Regions from separate parts of the Mus musculus genome. Here all the other regions are linked to region 1. A link is a loop called in an ENCODE intact Hi-C map of the cell type or tissue named here. Cell type or tissue: gastrocnemius. All regions are shown on one strand. Links, peaks and the distances in the headings refer to the core of each region. The heading gives the core; the rest is flanking DNA.

What was found. Peaks named below come from ENCODE experiments on the same cell type or tissue, not always from the same donor. Only the 100,000 strongest peaks of a DNase experiment are listed, where the experiment ranks them.
Region 2: a loop joins it to region 1, with 3 times the contacts of the local background. A loop is called at or near these places in 5 of 42 quality-filtered maps.
Region 3: a loop joins it to region 1, with 2.6 times the contacts of the local background. A loop is called at or near these places in 6 of 42 quality-filtered maps.

The regions. Positions count from the first base shown.
Region 1 is chr11:8,402,732-8,410,394 of GRCm38, reverse strand. No RefSeq gene overlaps it. Among named protein-coding and RNA genes, the nearest start is that of Tns3, 260 kb to the left of the region's middle. In gastrocnemius, for the core only: no CTCF peak of the experiment used is centred there; a DNase peak (open chromatin) is centred at 4,674.
Region 2 is chr11:8,242,015-8,249,677 of GRCm38, reverse strand. No RefSeq gene overlaps it. Among named protein-coding and RNA genes, the nearest start is that of Gm27393, 360 kb to the right of the region's middle. In gastrocnemius, for the core only: a CTCF peak has its summit at 3,837 (motif pointing right); no DNase peak of the experiment used is centred there; H3K27ac peaks cover 1,372 bases.
Region 3 is chr11:8,298,269-8,305,931 of GRCm38, reverse strand. No RefSeq gene overlaps it. Among named protein-coding and RNA genes, the nearest start is that of Tns3, 360 kb to the left of the region's middle. In gastrocnemius, for the core only: a CTCF peak has its summit at 2,906 (motif pointing right); a DNase peak (open chromatin) is centred at 2,929.

The DNA of each region.
Region 1 (7,663 bases), core at 1,652-6,651:
ATCTCTCTTGAATTTCAGTGGTTAGAGTACTCTCTGCAGGCAAGCTCGCCTCTTGCAAGGAAGGTGCACATATATTTGGTGTTCGGACCTGCTTCCTGGCAGAAGATGAAGGCTTGGAACAGGGCCTGTCCCAGAAGCTGTGTAGCTTCTGTAGTCGGCCCTCTCACCTACACAGTCTAGTCTCTGAGAGATCCCGGACCAAAGATGGCTCCCCCAGGTGCTCCAGCAATGCCCTTCCAGGCCGGTCGGACACCTCTCCTCTGGCAGGTAAGGTGCCTGGATGTCTGGAGCCTGAAACGGGGTCTGCTGCAGAAGCTGTGTGACTTCTGCCTGTCCCAGAAGCTGTTATCTTCTGTAGTCCACACTCTCACCTGCACAGACTAGTCTCTGAGGGATCTGGGAACCTTCCTGTAATCCTTTAAGGGATTTTTGTGTTTCCTGTTTTGGGCTTCTAGCTGTTTACCTGTGTTGTACTGTATTTCTTTAAGGGAGTTATTTGTATCCTTCTTAAAGTCCTTTATCATTGTCATGGAAAGGGATTTTAGATCTGTATCTTGCTTTTCAGGTGTGATGGTGTACTACTTGCTGTGGTGGGAGAATTGGGGTCTGATGATGCCAAGTAACTTTGGTTTCTGTTACTTATGTTCTTATACTTGCCTTCTGTCATCTGATTATCTTGATTGCTATCTGCCTTGCTATATCTCCCTGGAGCCTATCCTTCCTGTGATTCTGGTGTGTCAAAACTCCTCATAGTCCAGTTGTCTTTGTGACCCTTTGATTCCAGGATTCTGTGATCCTGGGTGTGTCAGAGTTCCTGGGATTCAAGCTGCCTCTGGAACCCTGAGATCCTGGTGTGACCAAACTCCTGGGATCCTGTGAACCTGTGATCCTGTGACCCTGTGGCCCTGTGATCCTATGATCCTGTGATCCTGGGCATGATAGAGTCCCTGGGAGTGGAGCTTCCTCTGGGTGTTGTGGGCTGTGGAGTTGGTGCCCAAAGTATGATCAGGTCACCTACTTAGACAGGAAGGAACCTAATCCACTGGTCAGGCAGGGTTCATTCATCTCTGGGTACCGCTGGTCCCAGTTACTTCCAATGGTGTTGGAACAGATTTTCTGTCTTCTTCATCTCTGATCCTATGATCCTGGCCATGTTAGAGTGCCTGGGAGTGGAGCTTCCTCTGGGTATTGTCCAATGAATGGCTATTAAGGGGACAACCCAAGATGGCTTTGGCTATGAATCTGTAACAACCGGACTCTCCACACAGGCACAACAGTTCTAATCAGTCTGATCAACCAGCCTTGTGAAATCCTTATTATAGGTGTCACATTTTGCTGGAAACTTCAATGCACAAGTGTCACCTCACAGCCCTAGCAACCAAGTGTCAGTAACAAGCAGAAAGAAGAGTTGAGAGACAGAAGAATTTGAGACAGGCAAAGCTGTGAGATACAGTGTTCACTGGGAACAGGACATCAGTGGGTTAGCCAGTTTCCCTAAAGACATGGGTGTGGCTTCACACCTCTACCTGCGATGAAAGAAATCCAGCCTGAAAACAGGGGTCAGGAAGAACACAGTTTTACAGTTCGTTTCTGAGATCAGTTACATCCACAGAGCACCTTTATCATGTTCTTCTCTGTGCCAAGCTTCATCCTGTAGTCTTCAAAACTACGCAGCACCTGCTGAGGTGAATCTTAGCAGGAAGAGCCTCACTGTAGAGCTGAGAAATGGAGGAGCTCAGAGAGGTCCTTACCAGTAGAGTTGGAGCTCCTGTGTGTTGCTCCTTAGGGCTTCGGTCTCTCACTTGCTCTGCTGCTGTCTTCCTCCTGGAACCTCCTGAACACTCTTTCCAATCAAAAAATTTTTTTTCTCCCAAAGAAACCCCTTCCCTCACCTTCAAAGCAATAAAACAACAACAAAATATAAATCCTCTTGAATGAGATGATTTGGTCCAAGGCTTGTTCCTAGACTTGATTCAATGGGGAGCCATGCAACCAAAGTGGTAGGGAAAAGCCTTGGCTCCTACAGCCCCAATAGGCTAGGGTCAGTCATAGTTCCATATGGCAATAGAATAAAAAGGTGGGAAATACTGGATACCAGAGAAAGAAAACTCAATCAATGTGGCTACATTGGGACGAATAAATAAATAAAAGGGTTCAATCACCTCCAGTTTGCCTTAGATTTTAATGAAGGCAAAACTGTGTAACTGAGCAGCCTGGGCCACGTGGTCTGGGTGAGGTCAGCTCGGCTGCTGCAAGGTTGTCTGGAGAAGTCTGTTGGCCAGCCATGCGTGCGGGCACAGATCTGCTTCCCTCAAGATGATCATTTCTGTCTGAGTGCAGTCTCATCCGAATGAGAAATTATCCTCAGTGGGATGAGGGCTGGGGTCCGTCCTGCTCCTGGAATCCAAAGCAATGGCAGGTTTACCTCTGCCTTCACCTTGTTCATGCCTGTTCACTTCATTTCTTGCCTCCAGCCTTGAAGCAGGATGACTGAAGTTATGTAGACAGATACTCTTTGCGTGATTGACACTGACCCAAAGTGAAGGAGACAGACACACCATGCAGGCTGAGAACTAGCCTCTCACACTGCATTCAGTTATCTTGTGTGGCCGAGAGTCAGTGCCATCAGAAATGCCTTTTCTGAGTGCTTGTCATAGGTACATGGATTCTCAGAGCTCTCAGGAGTGACTTCCCTCTGCAGACTTGTCACAGGCTTGTTCCAGTGCTTCTTGTCCACATACATGACTGTGGTCCCTCCCTTCTAGTCCACCTGCTTCTCCCTCAAGGGGATGACTCCCTACCCTTTGTCCCCAGCAGTCCTTTGACCCCTGTTATCTGCCATAACATCTGTTCTTCCTGCTCTTCTCTCCATCTTCTCCATGTCCTGCCCTGATACCTCAGTTCCCAGCCTTGTCTTTGTCCTCACCATTCCTATTGCACTGGTGTCTTGAAGGATACTATTCTTGGGGAAACATGATCAAACATCTACTCACCCCAGAGAGGGAATTGATAGCACACCAAATTAGGGATACTCACAAAATCCAATAAGTCTTATTGGAGTTATTTACAGGAATATGGGTGAAGAGTTACTTACAGGAGCAGAAATGGCTCAAAGACAGCTGTGTCATTAAAACACCACCCCAGCAGGGATGACAGTGCCTGAAAGATGGAAACCTGGCTCTCATATTGTTCACAGATAGGCATTAGCAAACCTGGAATGTTAAAAACACATGGTTCCTTCAAAGAAAGAAATAAATGTTCATCAAGAAGGCTGGAAGCGGATGTGGTGATGAGCCTAATGACCCTTGTGCTTCCTGTGTGTCTGAGACCAAGCTGGACCCTTCCCCAGTGAGCTTGTTTTTTTTTTTTCCCTCCATGTGTAGAACCTATCTTTATGGAAGGTGTCACACGTACTTTACAAAGAGTTTCAATGTAGTCACGTCTGGTCTTTATTTGACTTACTGTGCTCCTCAAGGAGATTTATGTGTGCTTCACTGTGTATGCAGGATGAGTTAATTATCACCAGAAAAGTTTTCCCTAAATCATGCTGTACTTACATATGTCAGAAATAAAACACTTGGGCTCAGACTCCTGAAGTTTGAACCAATACCTGCTACTTAGTTGTGTCGAACCGCACTGCCTTCTTGCTGATGATGTCACAGATCGTCACTCTGCGGGCAGTGGAGGTCGCAGAGACCCCTCTGCTCACTTCACAACTTGCAGGCAGCTCAGTGGGTACCTCTTCCAGGCAACTTAGTGGCTTTCCCTTTTCAGGTGGTTTAGCTGTCGTCTCTTTCTTTCTTCCCAGGTAGCTCAGTGTCTCCAAGGATATTTCAGCAGTCCTAGCAGGTTATGTATGCTAGAGAAGGGAGGGGGCCTAGAGTATCTGGTCAGTTTTAGGGACTTCCTGAAGCCAGTGAGTTGTTAACTTCCAAGTTTAAGGAGCTTCCTGCAGGACCATTTCCCCTCATTCCTTACAAGTCTTACTGTTTCCTTTTCCCTTTAACTTGCAGGGTCTTAGCTTCCTGAGAAGATGTACATTTATCGTAGAGGAAACTGCTACACAGTGTTTCTTTTATTTCATTTTAATTTTATTAAAAATTCTTTTTTGAGTCAAGGTCTTGCGTAACCAATTTGGCTTTGAATTCACGATATACCTGAAGATGACCTTGAACCTCGACTCTCCTCTTGCCTCCACCTCCAAAGTGCTGGGATTGTGCAAAGTTCCAATGTTTATAGATTATACAGTACGTGTGGGAGTGGTGAGGACAGAGGTGTTATCTGAAAAATGCCCTGATTTAAGGCTTTCTATTCTTCTGTAACTAAATAATAATAATAATAATAATAATAATAATAATAATAATAATAATAATAAATCTTTGTAAACTGTTACCACTTTGGAACTTTTAACATTTGGGGTAACCTGAATTTGTTCTCAAGCCATTGTGGTCATTCATATTTGATTCCTGAATAAACTTGTTCTTACTCTCTTGGAGGAAAGAGTTGTATTTTTAGGTGGACACAACAAAATGCTCATGTCTGATCCTACCATGCCGTGCACCTGCAATGGTCATGGGAAAAAGGAGTTCTGTCAGTTTGGTGGGTCCCAGTGTGCGTCTGAGCCCGTGTCTCAGACAAGAGAGTCCGGCAGGTGGCGCTCGCGCTCTTCCAGGGTGTCCAGGGCGCGGGTGAATTCTGCCTGCCTTAGCAGTTACAGAATTGCATGTGCTAATTCCAGGGTGGGAGTTGTGGGAAATCGCCTCGTCCACCACTGAACTGACTGGAGGGCTCCTTCAGGGTGCCACAGGCGAGCTGACAGGGAGACCCTAAGCAAGAAGAACAGACAGGAGACCTCCAAAGTTCACTCTGCGGACCCCGGGGTCACCTGAACTAGTCCTGTCGCTACAAGGGTTACATTCACCTCCACACAGGATGGGCTCAGTCATCAGCCTCCCTCCATTGCATGGATACCAATAGAAGGACTTCTCGTGGGCTCATTTCTTTTCACAAAACCTGCAAACAGCAGATGAAAATCCCTGGGCTGGAAGCCAGCAAAAGAGCTAGTGAGTCTTCTTAGGGAATCCACTCTCCCACTCAGGAGGATTGTGCAAACCGATTCGATTCCTGAGATGTGGTGTGAATTTAAAGTGCAGGCACAAAAGAGAAGTAGGTTGTAAGCAATTGAAGCGTTGTGGTTTAAAGACTACTACCTTCCTGTATAGAAATGGGGAAAGTTAGTCTTTTTAAACTTTAGGGACAAAGCCTTGAGGGAGCAGGCCCTGGTTGAGTGGCTTCTGTGTTTTGCCTCACTCCATCTGGCTACAGATGGAGACACGTCCTAGAGAAGACAATCCCAGCCTAGCAGGGCAGGACAGGTCTGGCTGCCCATCTCCTGGACACTCTGGGAAGCTTACTCTCTTCTAAACCTAAGACCCTCTGCCCAGGACTTCACCATTCCTGGGATAGGGTGAGCTCAGAATGGCTCAGCTGGAGAGACCAGCCCTTGCTGTCAGAGAGGATGGCTGTTTGTGCCTGGCTGCTCTAACACTTTCCTCACAGAGCTCTGTGAGCTCCTGCAACCTCCTTTTGAAGCCGCGCTGTGAACCTGTTTTTCTCCATCCAGAGAGTCTCTTGATGCTTCCTCTTGGTGACCATGAGAGTAGGCTGGGAGAGCATCCAAAGCGGCCATGTCCTCTTCTACAGCAGCCAGGACCTCTATCGGCATTTGCATGCCCCAGTTGTCAGGTTCTTGTGACCCTGACATATAGTTATACCGAAAACTCAAGAATCTATTGATAGTCATCCCTTACGGCTACAAATTTAACTAATTTACACTTTATGTTTTATAATCTTCGTAAAGTGATAGAGTGTGACTGGTCTCTTGTCTGACTGTCTTAGTATATTTCTGGGCTCCTGGTTTCCAGGAGGGTGTGTCCATTGCTATCTTGTTCTGTTTTGACTGCCACACCCTTAGTATCAAAAGCTAGGGCAGTTTGTTTTAAGTTTTATTTTAGAGTATTGGCTCCAAGCAAGTGATTAATACACAATATGCATAAGTTTGTGTAGTTGAAGCAATTAAACCTATGAAGATTTGGAAATAACTACATTCTGTAGGTGCTTAGAGAAATGGGAGATGTCTTCAGAGTGGAACATTACACAGCAAATCAAAATAATACTCCTTAAAACAGTGCAGATTTCTGTCATTAAACTGAGGCAGAGTAGAGATTGAGAACATAAGAAAAAAAAAGTCCCTCATCCTGGAATGTGTTGAACCATCTTTCAAGCTAAAAAATCATGAATGCCAGCACAGGCAACACTGGCTATGAACATTGCCCACAGACATAATAGTTCTTTTGCATTGAAGTCTTGATCGTCTATGTTAAAATAGCTACAAACAAGGGAAATGCCTCCAGGATGGCCAGGTTCCTTCCCTGGTTATTCTCTGAGACTCCTACAGACAAGGCTGTCAGCTTGTTTACAGTGAGCCTCTGCCTACTGTGTTAGTTCACTGTCCCCTGTCATCCATGCAGGCGACTCCCAGGAACCATCCTGTGACCTCAAACACCACCACCGTCCTGCGCATGGCACGTCCTGCGCATGGCACGTCCTGCGCATGGCACGTCCTGTGCATGGCTACCGATTGTAGGTCTGACCTCTGTGAGAAGCCAATGCCCACGCTGCAGGTGTGCCTTAAATTCTTCCCAACACCTCTTAAAATCTACTTTAAAATCTTTTCATGAGTCCTCAACCAACTTCATAGTGGCTCATTCTGAAATTCTTCTATATGGTGAAGCCAATGATCGAACTATAACTGAGCCAAGGTTCCTAAAAGATGGAAGCAGCTTCCCAGGTTGCTTTTGGGGATGGAGGAGTGTGGAGCTATGCCTCTGTCCCAGCTGCTGTTGATAATATGATAAAATCCACCCAATTGTACAGCTACACTCAATGACATTAGGAAATTTATGCAGGCGCACAGCCATCACCACAAATTCTTAATCTTCCCTTAGCTTACACATTTCCTGGTTTCCATTCACAACCAATCTCTGCTGCCTTTTGTGATCTAGGCAAACACTGGCATTTGCTGTTGGTTTTATCTCCACAGAGAAAAGTTAGTACAATTTTTGTAGCACTGGAATTACATGAACACCGTCTTGAGGGTTGGCCTTCTTTATTTAGTATGAATTTGAGTCTGTCAACGCTGCCAACTCTATCGGGATCAGTGACCTGCCACCTTAGCATCGCTCTGTTTATGTATTCATAACTCACTGGATACTTGGACTGTTTTTGGTTTTTTAGATATTGTGAACCCGTGGTTTTGGGGTTACTGGTCCTTTACTACAAGTATGTGCCACTCCATGCCCAACTAACCTTTCATAGCCTTTGCCTAGCCCATCCCACCCTTCCACGTCTAAGAAAAGCTTCTAACACAGTCTCTCTTCAGCTTCTATGGCCTAGCTTATAGAAAAGGAAGAATTACAATCGCAGAAGTCAAAGTACATCTTAGAAATGTAATTGTCGACAAGAAGGTTTGTCTGAAAGACTAAGTAGATGTTGACTCCAGAAGTGGAAGTGCCAGGACTTGGCTGACCCCAGAAAGGCTCTGGAGTAAAAGCCTGCCAGGGATGGGAGTCTCTGTTCAGTGTCTCACCCTAACCCTCGTTCC
Region 2 (7,663 bases), core at 977-5,976, 160 kb after region 1:
CTTGAGAGTAAAGCTTCCTAGTTGCTTCCTGCATGGGCCCGTCCTGGAGCCATCCCCGCCCCTGGCACGCCATATGGTGTTTTATGGGCTCTGGGCCTTGGTTGAAGCAGAGCAGAGCTTTAGGAGAGAATCACCAGGACTCTTGCTTTTGTCCCCCTTCTTCTGCCCTTTTCTTCCTTGCCTTGGTTTTCTCTGAGAATGATGTGAACACACGAGTGTTGAGGAATTGGCAGCTTTTGTTTTTAGGGCCATCATTTTGCATTGTCTCTCCTTTATAACACTACATTCTGTTATAAATACCTGCCACTGATATCTGTACATACCCCTGTGATGTGGGACATGAGCACCCTAAAGGACCTCTCCTGATGCTGTTCATCCATGTATCTTGACGATGAAGATTTGGGCAGAGAGTTACTGAGGATAGCTCAGATGGCCAGAGCTTCTAACCCAATCTTGCCCTTTCTATAGCCCCAGGGAGCTTTGCGTTCAGCCCGAGGGTAAGGAAGTGAGACCTCATACATACGTGCCAGTGTTCTGCTCCATGGGACAGTCAACACTGCCCACTGATTTCTTTCTCTTCTGTGTTTGGTTGGTTTCTCAAGTCCCATTTCCTGGGATGGTGGGGACTGGTTACTTAGTTGGGTGGAGAATGACTTGATGTCCTTGTTAAGGTGTATGCTTTATGAAGCTAACTCATTTTTTTTTCCCTCAGACCTCTGCTCACATCTGGGCATATGTGGGAGTAAGGGTATATTTCTGAGTTTGTGACAGTGTGTGACATACACATTTACCCACACATATGTACAATGTACTCATGTACACACACATGCACACTCCTGTACACTCACAGATATCATATATTCTCATACACCAGATACTTGCAAGACACATTACATTCATTCCCACGGATTCAGATAGTACAGTTATAAGAGAAATGCTTCTAGACACGTGCACACCCGAGGGACACAGTCACTCAAATGTCAGGATGTGACTAGGCTTTCTGTTAAGAGTTTTCTGGCTACATGTGCTTTGTGAGTTCTGGCAGGTCAGCACTTTCAGAAGTAACCATCAAAGGACAGTTTTTATCAGATGTTTCCATTTTAAAGTATAGAACATTCCAAGTAAAGCCCTGCCATGTGAATTTGTGAAAACAGAAAAGGGCTTTTACGGTGAGTACGAAAGTCCAAATGAAGCAGAGTTAAAACACCACAACCCCAGGCTAGGAAAGGGCAAATGTGTCAGACAGACAGGCCACACAGGGGAAGGTGGCTGAAATCCTTTCTTGGAGCACTAAGGCAAAATCTATCAAACCGATAGTAGCTGAGTGACCTTGAGTAAGCCCCTTCCCTCACCTGAATCTTCATTGGTTTGCTTAAGGTCAAGATTTTCAAATACCTCCATCATCAGCTTTAGCTGCACAGCAGGAGCCCAGGACACAGGTGTGGACCTGTGGCTAGTGAGAGGTTACTGTGGGGCTAGAGGATCCTAGGCAGGCCTCACTGTTTAGGGACAATGGGTCATTTCCCCTGATTCAGTTTACCAGTTTAGATAATGAATTTATACTTCTAGGAAATTCTAAGTAAGAAGAACTTGTTAATCTCCTGGCTGAAACCTCCAGTGTTTTCACTGGAAAGCTTAGATCTTCCAGAATGCCCCAACAGGAGTTTGCTCATTTGGATGACCCACTGTCCTTGCCTGACTGTCGTGTTCCCAGCCACTGTCCCTTCCCATGTGTGATCCATTTATTTGACTGCAGAATTCCCCTGTGAGAGTCAGCTCAGCCATAGGACACGTTGGCCTGCCTTCACTGTTTCCTTCCACAACGCACTAGAAACCCATGAGACATTGATGAAGGATGTGCTTTCTGCTGACAGCCAGCCAGTGGCCTGCACTCTCTAGGTGAAGTGAGGACACAGGGTTTATTTTTCTAGAGACATGTTGTTTGAATCAAGCAGTGCTCTGAGAAAGCATAGTATCCTGGAAGTGTGTCTGCCAGCAAGAAGTGACTCACGGCCCAGCAGGCAGTCCTGCTCGCCCCTGATGGAGGAATATGAGAACCAACTCCTAAAGCACACATCGTTGAACTCACAGAACTGTCTCAAGAGCTTTTTTTTTTTTTTTTTTTTTTTTTTTTTTTGGAGACCAGAACTCACTTTGTAGACGAGGCTGGCTGAGAAATATGAGATCTGCCTGCCTTTGCCTCCTAAATGCTGGGATTAAGGGTGTGAGCCACTACACCTGGCTTTGTGTGCAGTTTTAACACCATGGGGAGAGTTTCTAACTTAAATATGTACACTGCCTTGTTAGTATAATGCCATAAACTGCTGGAGTCTGGAACTAGTCTCATTATATAGGCATAAGCAACCTATTATGTCTGCATACATATGAATGTATGTTGAGAAGTCACAGAAGCACTAAGCAGGGTGGCTTGCCAGAAGTACCCTGAAGTAATGAGGACTGTACCACAGTCACAGATGAGACTTACAAATGCTTAACTGCTGTGAGGATAGAGCTCAGGGTGTTCCTGGCCTGGTAGGGTACAGATGCTTAGGGCACCAGTAAGTTGTTCATTTAAACACGTGACTAACGAGAAACCTGCTGTTATGCCCTTAGTATCTTGGTGTCTCTCAGAGCAGTAGAGGAATAGAGAACTCTTCAAAATGTCCTGTCATGGTCACAGCCTGAAACCTTCAAAGAATCTTGAGAAGACATGAACAGCAGTACAGGCTTGCAATGGAGGTGAAGAGCTCTTCACATTTTTCTGAGTCTCTTTTCCTGCAAACCATAGCAAGTGTCCAGCAAGTGGAGAGTGTTGGAGACGTCTCTTGGGTGGGAGTATCCAATGCAGAGAGTGGGATTGTAACTGCATTTCAGCTGTCAAAGGAAGGAGACTTCTATAGAAAGCTGCTAGTGTCCATTTAGAATACTTGCCTCTTCCCATCACCTAGTCCTCAGCAGAAGTCATTCTCACGATTCTCTGTGCCCCTGAGACCCATGCCATCCAAGAAGAGCAAGAAGAATGCATTTGAAATACATTCTGTGCTGATGGTATCAGCAAGTGCAGATGGCCTTAGAGCTCGGTAGACCTTGGATGTTGGGGAAGAGGTTTCTGTATAAAGAATTGAGTATGGTAAGGAGCATGCCCTGTGTGCGTTGTCCCAGATATCTCTTTTTCCGAGCTGTGCTTTAATCTTCACTGTAGTCTATGAACCAGATGTCGCTGTGCCTTTTAGAAGATGAAGCCACACATGGGAGTTTAAGGTTCTGAACGATGTATAGAAGACATGCTACTAAACACATGTCTCACTCTAAGTTCTAGGGAAGTCTCTTATAAAATCCAGACTGTGAATTCACTTCTCCTGGATCAAACACTGTCTCTCGTCATCCCATACAGTCCATCAATGGTGCCGCCACTCTTCAGATGAGAAAGACTTCGGAGCTGAGATTCCAAATGCAGCCCCAAGTTAGCCCCACATTCTTTAAGAAAATGATGTTACTGGGGAAGCCATATGGGAGAACTCAGGATCAGAGGGAAGCAGAGGTGCTGGAAAGCACTGGATATCTCCAGGGCCACACCTGAGAGTTAGTGTGTGAGAAGCAGCCGTCCCAAGGGGCAAATTCGTGACTTGGGGGGGGGGGTTAAGTCCTCATTTGTTTTCTTGTTATTTATGTACCTTCGTGGCTAACATAGCCAGACACAAAGTTAGATGCAAAATGTCTTATTTAATATATATATATAATTATTATTATTTACTAGAAAAGTATTTCTTAAATTTTTAAAATTCCAAACTTTTAAATACAGGAGAAAGGGTTAGCACATGACATTCTATCACCACTAGATGGTGCTGTCTGAGTGTGGAGTCTCATTCTGCAACTTGAGCATAAGGTTCACTGGGGGCTTTGAGATGATTGAAGGTCTTAGATTGGTTGCCAATGTGTGTCCTGACCCTAAAATATAGCAATCAGGGTAAAACTTCTCTCCATTTTATGTGTTCTGAAATCGGGCTCTACTTAAGCCCCTCTCCTTTGTTATTCTTTCCATCTCTTTCTCAGTTCTACATGCCCTGTATTTGTCAGTGTGCTGTGCTTAAGGCCCATTGGAACATGCTAACAGCCTACTATCCTGGTGCCACCACACTGTTCCTGATGAGCACCCGAGCCTTCTCTTCTTACTCCAGACATTCCTGGCTGGGTATCTTCTATGTGTCCACTGTACTTGCCCACCTCTAGATGTGTCTAATTTATGCCTTCTACCACCCACTCTTTCTTTTTTTTTTTTTTAAATTGGATATTTTATTTGTTTACATTTCAAATGTTATCCCCTTTCCCGTTTTCCCCTCTGCAAACCCCCATCACTTCCTCTCTTACCCTGCTTCTATGAGGGTGCTCCCCCACCCACCCTACCTCTACACTGGGGTATTAAGCCTTCACAAAACCAAGGGCTTTTTGCATTCTGCATTTTCTTTGACTGCTGTGTTAGTATTTTTTATGGTATCTTCTACACCTGAGATTGTTCTGTCTCTTGTGTTCTGTTGGTGATGCTTGTGTCTATGACTCCTGATCTCTTTCCTAGGTTTTCTATCTCCATGGTTGTCTCCCTTTATAATTTCTAGCTTGTTTTTATTTCCATTTTTAGATCCTGGATGGTTTTGCTTATTTCTTTCACCTGTTTGGTTGTTTTCCTGTAATTTTAAAGGGATTTTTTAGTTTCCTCTTTAAGGGTTTCTACCTGTTTACCCGTTTTCTCCTGTATTTCTTTAAAGGAATTATTCATGTACTTCTTAAAGTCCTCTATCATCATCATGAGATATGATTTTTAAGTCAGAGTCTTGCTTTTCTGGTGTGTTGGGGTATCCAGGACTTGCTGTGGTGGGAGAACTGGTTCTCATGATGCCAAGTAGCCTTGGCTTTTGTTGCTTATGTTTTTACCCTTGCCTCTCACCATCTGGTTATCTGTGGTGTTAACTGCTCTTGCTGTCTTTGAATGTGGCTTGTTCCTCCTGTAAGCCTGTGTGTCAGCACTCCTGGGAGACCAGGTCTCTCTTGGCAGGATTTGAGTATTGGAGAGCTGAGGCACAGGGTCAGCTCTGGGCACAGATGGAAACAGGAAAGATCCTGTTCCAGGCTGCTGCTCCTTGGTTCCTGTGTCCTGAGGGCTCCAGGTAGGTCTCTCTTGGGCCAGGTATTTGAACAGAAGTGGTGGTCTCACCTGTGCTCTCAGGTGTTTCAGTACTCCTGGGAGACCAGCTTTCTCCCAGTGGGATTTGGGTTTGGAGAGCTGTGGCATAGGGTCAGCTCTGGGGTGCAGATGGAAACTGCAAGCAACCCTGCCATCCATTCTTCTGTAGAAGGTAAAACATTGGGTTCTGCTGGAGAGCCTATGTAGTCTTTCAGCTTTGAAAAACTCATCTGATTGCTGTGATCAGACACTCAAAACCTTGAATTCAGAAGTGGGTTTTCTGGACGAAATTCAAGACACGTGTGCAATGAAGCTGAGGTTGTCAGAGGGCAATGTAATGTCACCATCCACCCTATTGTCTACTAACCCAGGAGCTCCAGGCTCTTGCACACTATCCTGACAATATCTTGCAATTAAGGTCTGGTTTATGCCTTCCATTGAGGCAGACGGGATAGTAGAGAGATGCCTCTCCACCAGTGAGGATAAACAGAGGAGAGCAGACACCTGTAGTACAGGGTTAAATAGTGCAGAGAGGGTCACTGCCCTGTAAGTCACAGGGCTGGGAAAACTTGTCAAAAGTCAGGATGTCCACACACCCTTCAGACCTGAAAGATGACTCCCTTACACTTCTTCCTTTTCTGCGTTTTTTTCTATCATAGTACCCAACTCCTTCTTTGTTTTGGTGTTGGGGGCATGCTTTTCTTGAGTGAGTTGTTATCTTGGAGTTTTGCTCTACAGCTAATGCCCAACACTTCCTGCATTTATCTCCTGCATTTGCCCCTTGAATTTATTTGGGGCCCAAGCCACTTTCCCTTGGGAGGAGATGCAGTGTGATTGTCCTTCTCTTTGGTCTGAGATGGGGCACCTCATCTGGTCACGTCTTAGAGGTATATAGCATTCACTTTTTAGGATACTTCTGCGTTCTACCCTTTGTCTTGTAAAAAGAGCACAGGATCTAGCTATAGAGATCCATTATCCAGGCTTTAGCTGGGGATGCAGAAAGGACAGGGAAGTGTGCTCATTGCCATGTTAGTTCTAAGTCTTGACTCTTGAGGCCAGACGATAGGGTTCTTTTCTGGCTGTGGAAGTCATCAAGTTTGTACTGGAGCTGGGAAGCCAGTTTCAAACAAAGAATGCTCCTTTGCCTGGCTTCTTCTCAGTGGACACATTCCTCTCCCCACCTCCCAATTTCAACAGGCACTCTCCATGTATCCCTGGCTGGCACCAACTCCCTCAGCTTCTCTAGTGCTGAGATTACAGGTATGTGTCACTATGACTAGTCTCAACTGTTAGGAGTTGATGGAGGTATGCTGTTGGATCCAGGCAGCTGGAGGCTGCTGCAGGTTTCTGTGCAGTTGACATTCTGACTTGACCACATTGTATATTCCTGTGAATAGTGTTGATGGAGTAGGCTCTCACGGGAGGAGACCACAGTTCAGGCTTGTCTCACTTTGTTCTTGTGTTCCTTGTATTGTCTTTATCTTGCTGGGCTGCCATTAAAACAAACCAAGAAAACAACGAATGGTAGCTTAACAATGACATGAGTTGATTTCTCAAAGACCAGAAGGTTACAAGCCTAACATCATGGCACCTGCAGGTTTGGTGGCTAGTGAGATCCACTTCCCAACTTATTGCCTTGTGTCTTCCCTATCATGGCAGGGCCCAGGGAGTTCCCTAGGATCCCTTCCACAAGGCACTGCTCTCAGTCCTTGAATGAAGTTCTCCCGATCTCCTCACCTTCCATGGGCCACATTTCCTTTTTGGTTATCATTTTAATTCATATACTTTACAAAGGCACAATGTTCAGGAATGTAGGGACTGCCATGAGAGGATCTTAAAAACCAACTTTAGAAAACTCACTTTGAATAAATGTCCATAGGAAAATGAATTCTACTTCAGTATGCCTGAAGAAGAGGATAGCTTTAAACCAAAGGTCTAGAAAAGTGTTTACTAATAAGTTTAGTAATTTTCATTCCTGCTCAAGATTCACCGTAGAGAGTACCAATAAAGAGGATAGTAACTAGTTCTTTGTCCTGTTTTGATTTTTAACTTTTGAATTTTACAAATAGAATGTGTTATTAATCTCTAGTATTTTTTAATGGGGCATGCAAATCTGGTCCTTCTAAAGCCAGAGTGTGGGGACACATTCCCCTTACTGATGGACACAAGATTTTTTTCTTGATAAAGCACACATCTTCATCTCTGTAAAGAATATCTGAATGGGCTGGGCAAAATTTCAGGAAACTGATTTGTGCATTAAAGACATTATAGATAGTATGTAACTGACCTGTGTCACATCATATATGATTATAATGAAGTCTTTGAATGTTTGCATATGTGAGGGAGTGAAATTCCCATTTTTATTTTAATCTGTATGTTCTTAATCTCTAAAGGTAGCAAGCCCTATTTTTTTTGTATACATTCTATTAGCATTTCTTTTTTTTACAAATTATTAATATTCTCTGCCCACTATTATATTATCAT
Region 3 (7,663 bases), core at 977-5,976, 100 kb after region 1:
CATGATCTGCACAGGTCTAGATCACCCCAGTGTGAATAAGGCGATAGAGGCTTGGAAAGGGTTTACTCTGGGCCCACAACCTATCCCAGACCTCTGCAGTAACCTCAAATTGTTACTTCAGGTTTCAGGTCAGAACCCTCTGAGTGCTAACAATGCAAGATATCACAACCATGGCTACCAACAGAGATGGGGCATAAGGGTCTGGGACTTAGAACAAGTGTCACATCCACATGACAGTTTGAGATTGGGAATATGGAACTGTATGTGTGAGGAGCCTCCATCTCTGCCCCAGTGTTCATTCTTGGTTTCCTTTCACAAAAGAATAACTAATCTATAGATCTATTTAGGATCTGTCATACTGATGTCAAACATGCTCTGACATGAAGGATCCTGACAACTGTTGTGATCTGAAGTTGGTGGCTGACAAATGAAACTGTGAAATGTCTTCAAGTACTCCCAAGTATTCTACTGATGAACTGTCATGGTCCCTGTAGCACAGTGCCTTGGGGTGCTCCCATGGCCTCCTCCCTTGGGGTGCTCCCACGTTTTTGCCATCCTCCTCCTACCCCTGCCCCAAGCTCAATGGTTGGTTATTCTAAGTTTTCTATCTAACTCTCATGTGTGTGTGTGTGTGTGTTGTATGTGAGTAAATGTGTGTGTATTTGTGTGTATGTTGTATATGAGTGTAATTTTGTTTGTGTGTATATGTGTATATATTTGTATGCATGTGTGTATGTATATTTTTGTGTGTGTATGCGCATGTGTTTAGGTGTGTTTGTGTGTGTATGTATGTGTAGGTATGTGTGTATATATGTGTATATATGTGTGTATATGTGTGTATGTATGTGTATGAGTGTGTGTATTTATGTGTGTGTGCATATGTGTGTGTATGTATGTGTTTATGTGTGTGTGTAATTGTAAGGTGGAAGGAAAACCTCAGGGACTGATTCTCACCTTCCACAGTATTTGAGACAGGCTCTTTTTGTTGTACTTTTGGGTATAAAAGGCTCTCTGGCACATGAGCTTCCCGAGTTTCTATTGTCTCTGTCTCCATCTCTTGTAGAAGCACTGGGATTAAAGATTATGTGTGCTACTATCTGGCTTTTTCCATTAGTTCTGGAGATTTGAACTCAGGTCTTCATGCTTGCACATCAAGTGTTCTATCCACAGAACCATCTGCAGCCATTATTATTCTAACTGATACATTGAAATGAGAACAAATTGTATAAATTAGCAGGGTATTATGTTTTATTATATGCATGCACAGTGTAATCGGGTTAAATATAGTGATGTTCTCAAACACTTACCTCTTCTTTATGGCACAGTCATTTCTTCTGGCTCCTTGAGACGTGAAGTACTCCATCCCCATCTCTAGTGACTCTGTTGGGCAACAGCATCCCAGAACTTACTTCTATCTAGTATCTAGTAACTAGGTACTCATCACTGATCAGCCATCCCCATCCTTCTTGCTCCATGTCCACTCCTTCCTCTAGACTTTACGTAAGTACCACGTGACTTACATCATGGAGTCTAGTGAACTTGGTGTTATGTTGTAGAGTTCAGGAGCAAATGTGAAGGTCTACATTGTTGACCTGACTGGACTGGGAAGCATTTAGAAAAGTAGGAAAGGTCCACTCCAAGTGTGTCTGTATGGGGGTTCCCACATATGAGTGACTAGCCCAAATATGAATAATGGAGGGCTGTGGGGAAAACATTCCGGAATGTGGGAGGCACCATTACAAAAGCAGGGATCACACGGAACAAAAAAGCGAAGAAGAGGAAGCTTGCTACCTAGCCATCCAGTTCTTTGCTCCTTGGCCACTGTGCTGTAAGCATTGCCTGCTAAGGCCCTCCCACCATGATGGACAAGTATCTTTAAAGCTGCAAGCCAAAAGAAACCTCTCTTCTTTTGATTATTTCTCCAAGTGTTTTATAACAAGACTTAGTAGTGCATTGACTCAGAGACAGAGTATTTCATTATGAATACTTTTGATTGTAGCTGATTGAATCCAAGGATGTAGAGTTCTTGATACAGAGGGGCAAGGGCAGTCAGTGTAAAGCACATCTCTGTTTGATTGGCTCAGTATTTAAGACTGATATGTTCTAAGTGCTGGAGACACAGTGGTAGAAGTGTCTCTTGTGTCCAGTAGTTTACTCCATCCTGCGGGAACCTGACTGCCACTCATTCGATACAGAATCAACTGCATTGCTTCTGATAGTGATGAATGTAACAAGAAGAGTCAAGCTAGGTGGGTGACAGGACCCAGTGCAAGGAAGCGGTTGACAGCCTTCTTTTTGTCACACAATCAAGATGTTCCACTGGCTCACAAGACCCTCCATGATGCTTCCATTCCAACCTCCAAAGAGCCTGTCCTCTGTGAGAGGAGGGTCTAACTCTGCCAGTAATACTCACCGGTCTTTCTCAGCCTGTGTTGCCACTGAGTGTCTTCACACAGATTCTGAACTCACCCTGATTCTACATTCTATTGAGGAGGGGAAGGACCCCCGGGGGCTGCCATCATCCCCTTTCCTTTCCCTAAACTTCTCTTTATCTTCCTCACCATCCTACACCCAGCTTATTTCCCATCTGCTAACTGTCTCTACTTGATCGGAGGCAATCAGAGCCTTGAATTTGGAGTCTAACTACCTTGAGGTATATCCTTCTGAAGCTTTCTAGCTGGACAACTTTGACTTTGTAGTTTAACCTCTCTGTGCTTTAATTTACTAATTTGTGAACTAAGGACGTTTCCCTATGGAGGGACAACACAGGGAAATACATACCCCCTCCCTGCTGATTCACAGTCGGAGATAGGAATGATAGCCCCTCCAATTTCCCTGTCAATCACTGGTAAGGTCACACCCTTCTGCAGTGATATGAAGCCACCTATCCTAGTGAGAAGAGATTTTCCGACAGGTCCAGCAGATGGCAGTGTTGAAACGGCAATGTCCCATAGGTAATGATCTCTAGAGAGAGGATTTATCCAAGAAACCCCAAATAAAATGAATGTTGTCTGTTCCTTGCTGGGGAGGACTTATGTGCATGATGAAGAAGAAATGCTTTCCCCCAAGCCATTGAATGTGGACTTCTCCTAGGTTTCTGGAAAATGCTGGCAAGATGTAGCACATCCCCTCCCCAACTCCATCCAGGTCGAAGTCCTCTAGTCTCCAGTCACCTGAGGCCTCGAGGCTGATGGTCTCTGAGGTTTATTAATAGACATCTTCTCCTAGCGTATCCCATCATTTTCCTGGAAGAACGAACAAAGAGGCACGGTGTCTCTGGCTGTGGTGACAGCTGGGATTAGGCTTGTCAGGTGGGAGAGGGGTTGGCTTACTTTCTTGAGAAAGAACGGAAAACATCTGGTGTGGCTGTGCTTCTACCCAGCTGCAATGGAAGGTCAGAGGTGGAGGGGGCTCCAAGGCCATTCTTCCGGCTCATGTAGCCCTGGAGAATGGAGTCCTGCTCAGGTGCACGGATGCTGATCTCAGAGCCCCTGCCCCTGCCTGTCCGCTGCTTTTCTTGTCTCTCTCTACACACTTCATTTCACCTTTCATTCTCCCTTTCCAGATGCTGTGCTTATGGCGAGGATACCCAGGTGCAGGAGGGTTTCTTGAGAGCGGGATCACATTGCATCTTTCAAGGTAGGGACTGTGTATTCTGGGTTTCAGGCAGAGAGGCCCCCTACTTCCTGCCCTGAAAAGTAGGCCGCCTCCTGTCACTGTAGCTGCAGGGGCCGACCTAGCCTGCATCTTGTAAGAAAACACACGTTGCCTCCCTTCAGTGCATACACTGGGTACCTCAAAGTTCAGCCTTCACCCCAACTCACTCTCAGCATGCATGCTGCAAGCACAGTGGCTCTAGGTGTCCATGCTGGTCCTGCTGGCTTAACAGGAACAGTCTAAAGCCAAGCAGTATGGTGATTCTGCACTCAGCATGGGACGCTGGTCCATGCTCTGCTCGCGGTGCTTCTCAGACAGCAAACTCAAAAGCCAAGGACCCAGAAATCTCTCTCCATCTTCAGAGAATCTGTGTATGAAGTTCTGCGAGCTGTTTGCTTCTCCATCTTGGAAGGTGTTCACTCCGGTCCTTGCATGGAGCCTCTGCCCATTGTCTCCGCCACCCTAGCTTTTGCTCTTTTCTATCCAATCCAGTGATACCATCCTCATGATGGCCTCTATGTCTTTCATATCGTTGGAGTCCACTTATGTACTTTAGGAATGCCTCTTTACCTACATTAAACTCTTATACCGGGGCAATTTTTATCTTCATCCCAAGGCTCTGAGATGCCACAGTATAGGGGCACAGGCTGTAGGGGGCAGGGATGGGGGATCCTGCTATTTTTTAACTTGGTTTTGTCACATGCAATCCTTCAGCGGGAGGGGTCTCAATGACCAGATAATTCTTGTTCTCATGGTCACTGTTGCTTGTTGCTTGGTGAATCTACACAGTGAATCTTATGTATCTGTTGGATGGGCCTTAGATACTTAGATGTGCATATGAGGAGGTATCCAAATGAAACTATCATTTGAAGTGATGGTGTCATTAAAGCAGTTTCCCTAATCAGATCTCACCCAGCCTCCTAAGGGCCTGAGTGGAAAGCCTGGTTTCCTGTCTCCCAGAGGAGCTCTTGTCTCTTGTCCTCAGCCTGAGAGCTACGTGTTCATCCCTCTGGCCAGCACACTTTTGCATGTGGACTGGAAAACAGCATATGATTCTATGTGTCCCATTTGCAGGCTGCAGATAGCAGGATTTCTCAGACTTTATAAAGGTGGGAGCCAATTCTTTACATTTTGTACATGCATGAAGATTCTGTCAACTGTTTTTCGACAAGAGTTAGCATGCATGGGGAATGTGTGTGGGTTCTAAACACTACCCTAGTTTTCACAGAGGTCATTTCAATCATTGGATATTGGTGCACAGGGATGAGAGAGCTGGTTCCCATAAAGAATCTTCTACAGTTACTGAAGGATGGCTACACATATGTAAATACACATATGTAAATGGGTGTGTATACCTGTAAATGTGTGTATTTACCTAGCTAGTCTGTTGATTGTCTTTTCTGAAGAACAAACTTATACAATAAAATAAGTTGTGTCCTGACAAGGTCCTGGCCTACCATAGCTGCTTGTTCACAGTTCTTCCTTCCAGGTCCTGGATATTTGCACAATGGTCCAAAGGAGTGATGCTGGCCATGCAAGGTATATCTATGGGAAAACTGTTTCCTCCAGTAAAATGAACCAGAGGTGTCTATCAGTATGCAGAAATGTTGTTGACTTGTAATACTGATTTTTGTCTCCTGCAACTTTTCTCATCAGCTGTATCATCTCCCACCAGCTCCCTAAGAAGCTGAGATGACAGACACATTCCATCAGGCCTGGCAAAACAACACTCGACTTTCTCATGGATCCACTGTGTGTTCATTGCCCACGAATTTGCAAAAGATACTTTATATGATCCCAACCTTTAATAGTCTCAGGATTATGTTGTGGCCTAATATTTGTACTTGGGAAATATTCATATATAGTTGAGGAAAATGGCAGTGCCTGTCTGCTAGGTTCACTTGGTCTGGTGTGTGACTAATAGCCAATGTTCCTTTGTCAGTTTTCTGTCTGGATCTGTCAACTGCAGAAAGCAGGGTGTTGAATATTCCCTTGTTAGTGCTGTGCAGCCTGTCACCAAGTCCTTCAACCTAGCATTGGGTGTCCAAGCCAGTGGACAAGAGAAAGACATAAAAATCCTCTAATGGGCAAAGAATGAGTCAAATTACTCTGGTTTGTAGAGCACACCATCCTCTCTCTCTCTCTCTCTCTCTCTCTCTCTCTCTCTCTCCTTCCTTCCTTCCTTCCTTCCTTCTTTCTTACTTCATGTCTTTCTTCTAAAATGCCTTTCTCTCTTAGGTTTTCTGTTGCTATGATGAAACACTGTTAAAATCAACTTGGGGGGAAATGATTTATTTCAATTTGTAATTTGTAGCCCATCATCCTCAGAAGTTAGGGCAGGAACTCAATGTAGGAATCTGGAGACAGGAACTAACATAGAGACCATGGAGGCATGCTGCTTACTGGCTTGCTCAGTTGGTTTTCTTTTTTCCTTTTCTCCCTTTCTCTCTCTCCCTCTTTTCTTTCTTTCTTTCTTTCTTTCTTTCTTTCTTTCTTTCTTTCTTTCTTTCTTTCTTTCTTTCTTTCTTTTTTCGAGACAGGGTTTTTCTGTGTAGCCCTGGCTGTCCTGGAACTCACACTGTAGACCAGGCTGGCCTCGAACTCAGAAATCCACCTGCCTCTGCCTCCCAATTGCTGGGATTAAAGGTGTTGGTTTTCTTTTCCACCCTGGGACCACCTGCCCAGGAGGAGCATCTCCAACATCCAATTATCAGTAATGAAAATTGGCTTACCCATAGGCCAATCTGATAAAGGTATTTTAAATTGTGATTCCCTCTTCTCAGATAACTCTAGCCCATGTCAAATTGCCCTAAAAACTAGGCAGCACATTTGACCTCTTATCAGTGTAACACACACACCACTATTCAACTATAACCTTTCCTTTCTTATTCATCTCAAAGATCTTATATTAATAATAATATAACAAAATAAATGCATGAATAACTTTCAAAGTTCCAGCCTTTAAAATGTAGTCTCTTTAAAACATCCAAAGTGTCTTTTAACATTCATAGTCTCTCTAAAATATTCAAAGCGTCTCTAAAATATCTGAAGTCTCTCTAAAATCCCAAAGTCTATCTAAATCACCAAAGTCTTTAAAAGATTTCAGTATCTCAGCTATAGCTTTTTTTTTTTAATAAGTTACCCACATGGAAGATGCAGAGTGTAGTCACACTCTAATCAAAGCAAGTATCTTTTGTCTTACCAACATCTTAAACATTTCTTTCAGGAGTCTGCTGCCCAAGGGCTCCCTGAACTTATTATTCTGAGAAAGCCCTTTACTTTTTTTGCATATTACTTGTTTTTGAGACAGGGTCTTGCTGTGTAGTCCAACTTGGCTGTGAACTCACCACAGTCCTGTTTCCATCTCCCAAATTCTGGGATTACAGGCCTGTGTCACCACACACAGTCTAAGGAAGCTCAAATTTCTCTTTCCATTTTTAAGAACATCTACCCAGCATGCTGTAGGTTGATGTTTCTCTTCCCCTTTCTGTATTTTAAATAAATTTCACTTGTTTGTTTCTGTCATCACTAAAAAGAAATACTTTTATTTATTTATTTTTTTATAGGTAAGAGGTTTCTTCCTTCCTCTTGGTTGATTTCAAGTTTTTTCCTTTATTCAATCATCTGCAGTCCGAATACGTAAATTTTTGGTAATTATTCTGCTCTTTGTTGCTGAATTTCTTAGATCTACAATTTGACTTCTGTCATTAATTTTAGAAAATCCTTAGCCATTATCACTTTAAATTTTCTTCAGATCTATTTCTTTTTCTTTTCCCTCCTGGCATGGCAATTATGCATGTGTTACTAATTTTGAAGTTGTTCCATAGTTCTAGAATGTTCCAATTTTTTCATTCAGTTTTTTCCTTCTGTATTTTGGATGAGAGACTTTCCACTGAGTTCAGGATTGTTGACTCTCCTTGGTCATATCCAGTCTTCTGGGGGAACTCCCAAGGTATTCAGAATTATCAGACTGATTCTAGTTTCTATTGTTTATTTTTAATTCTCT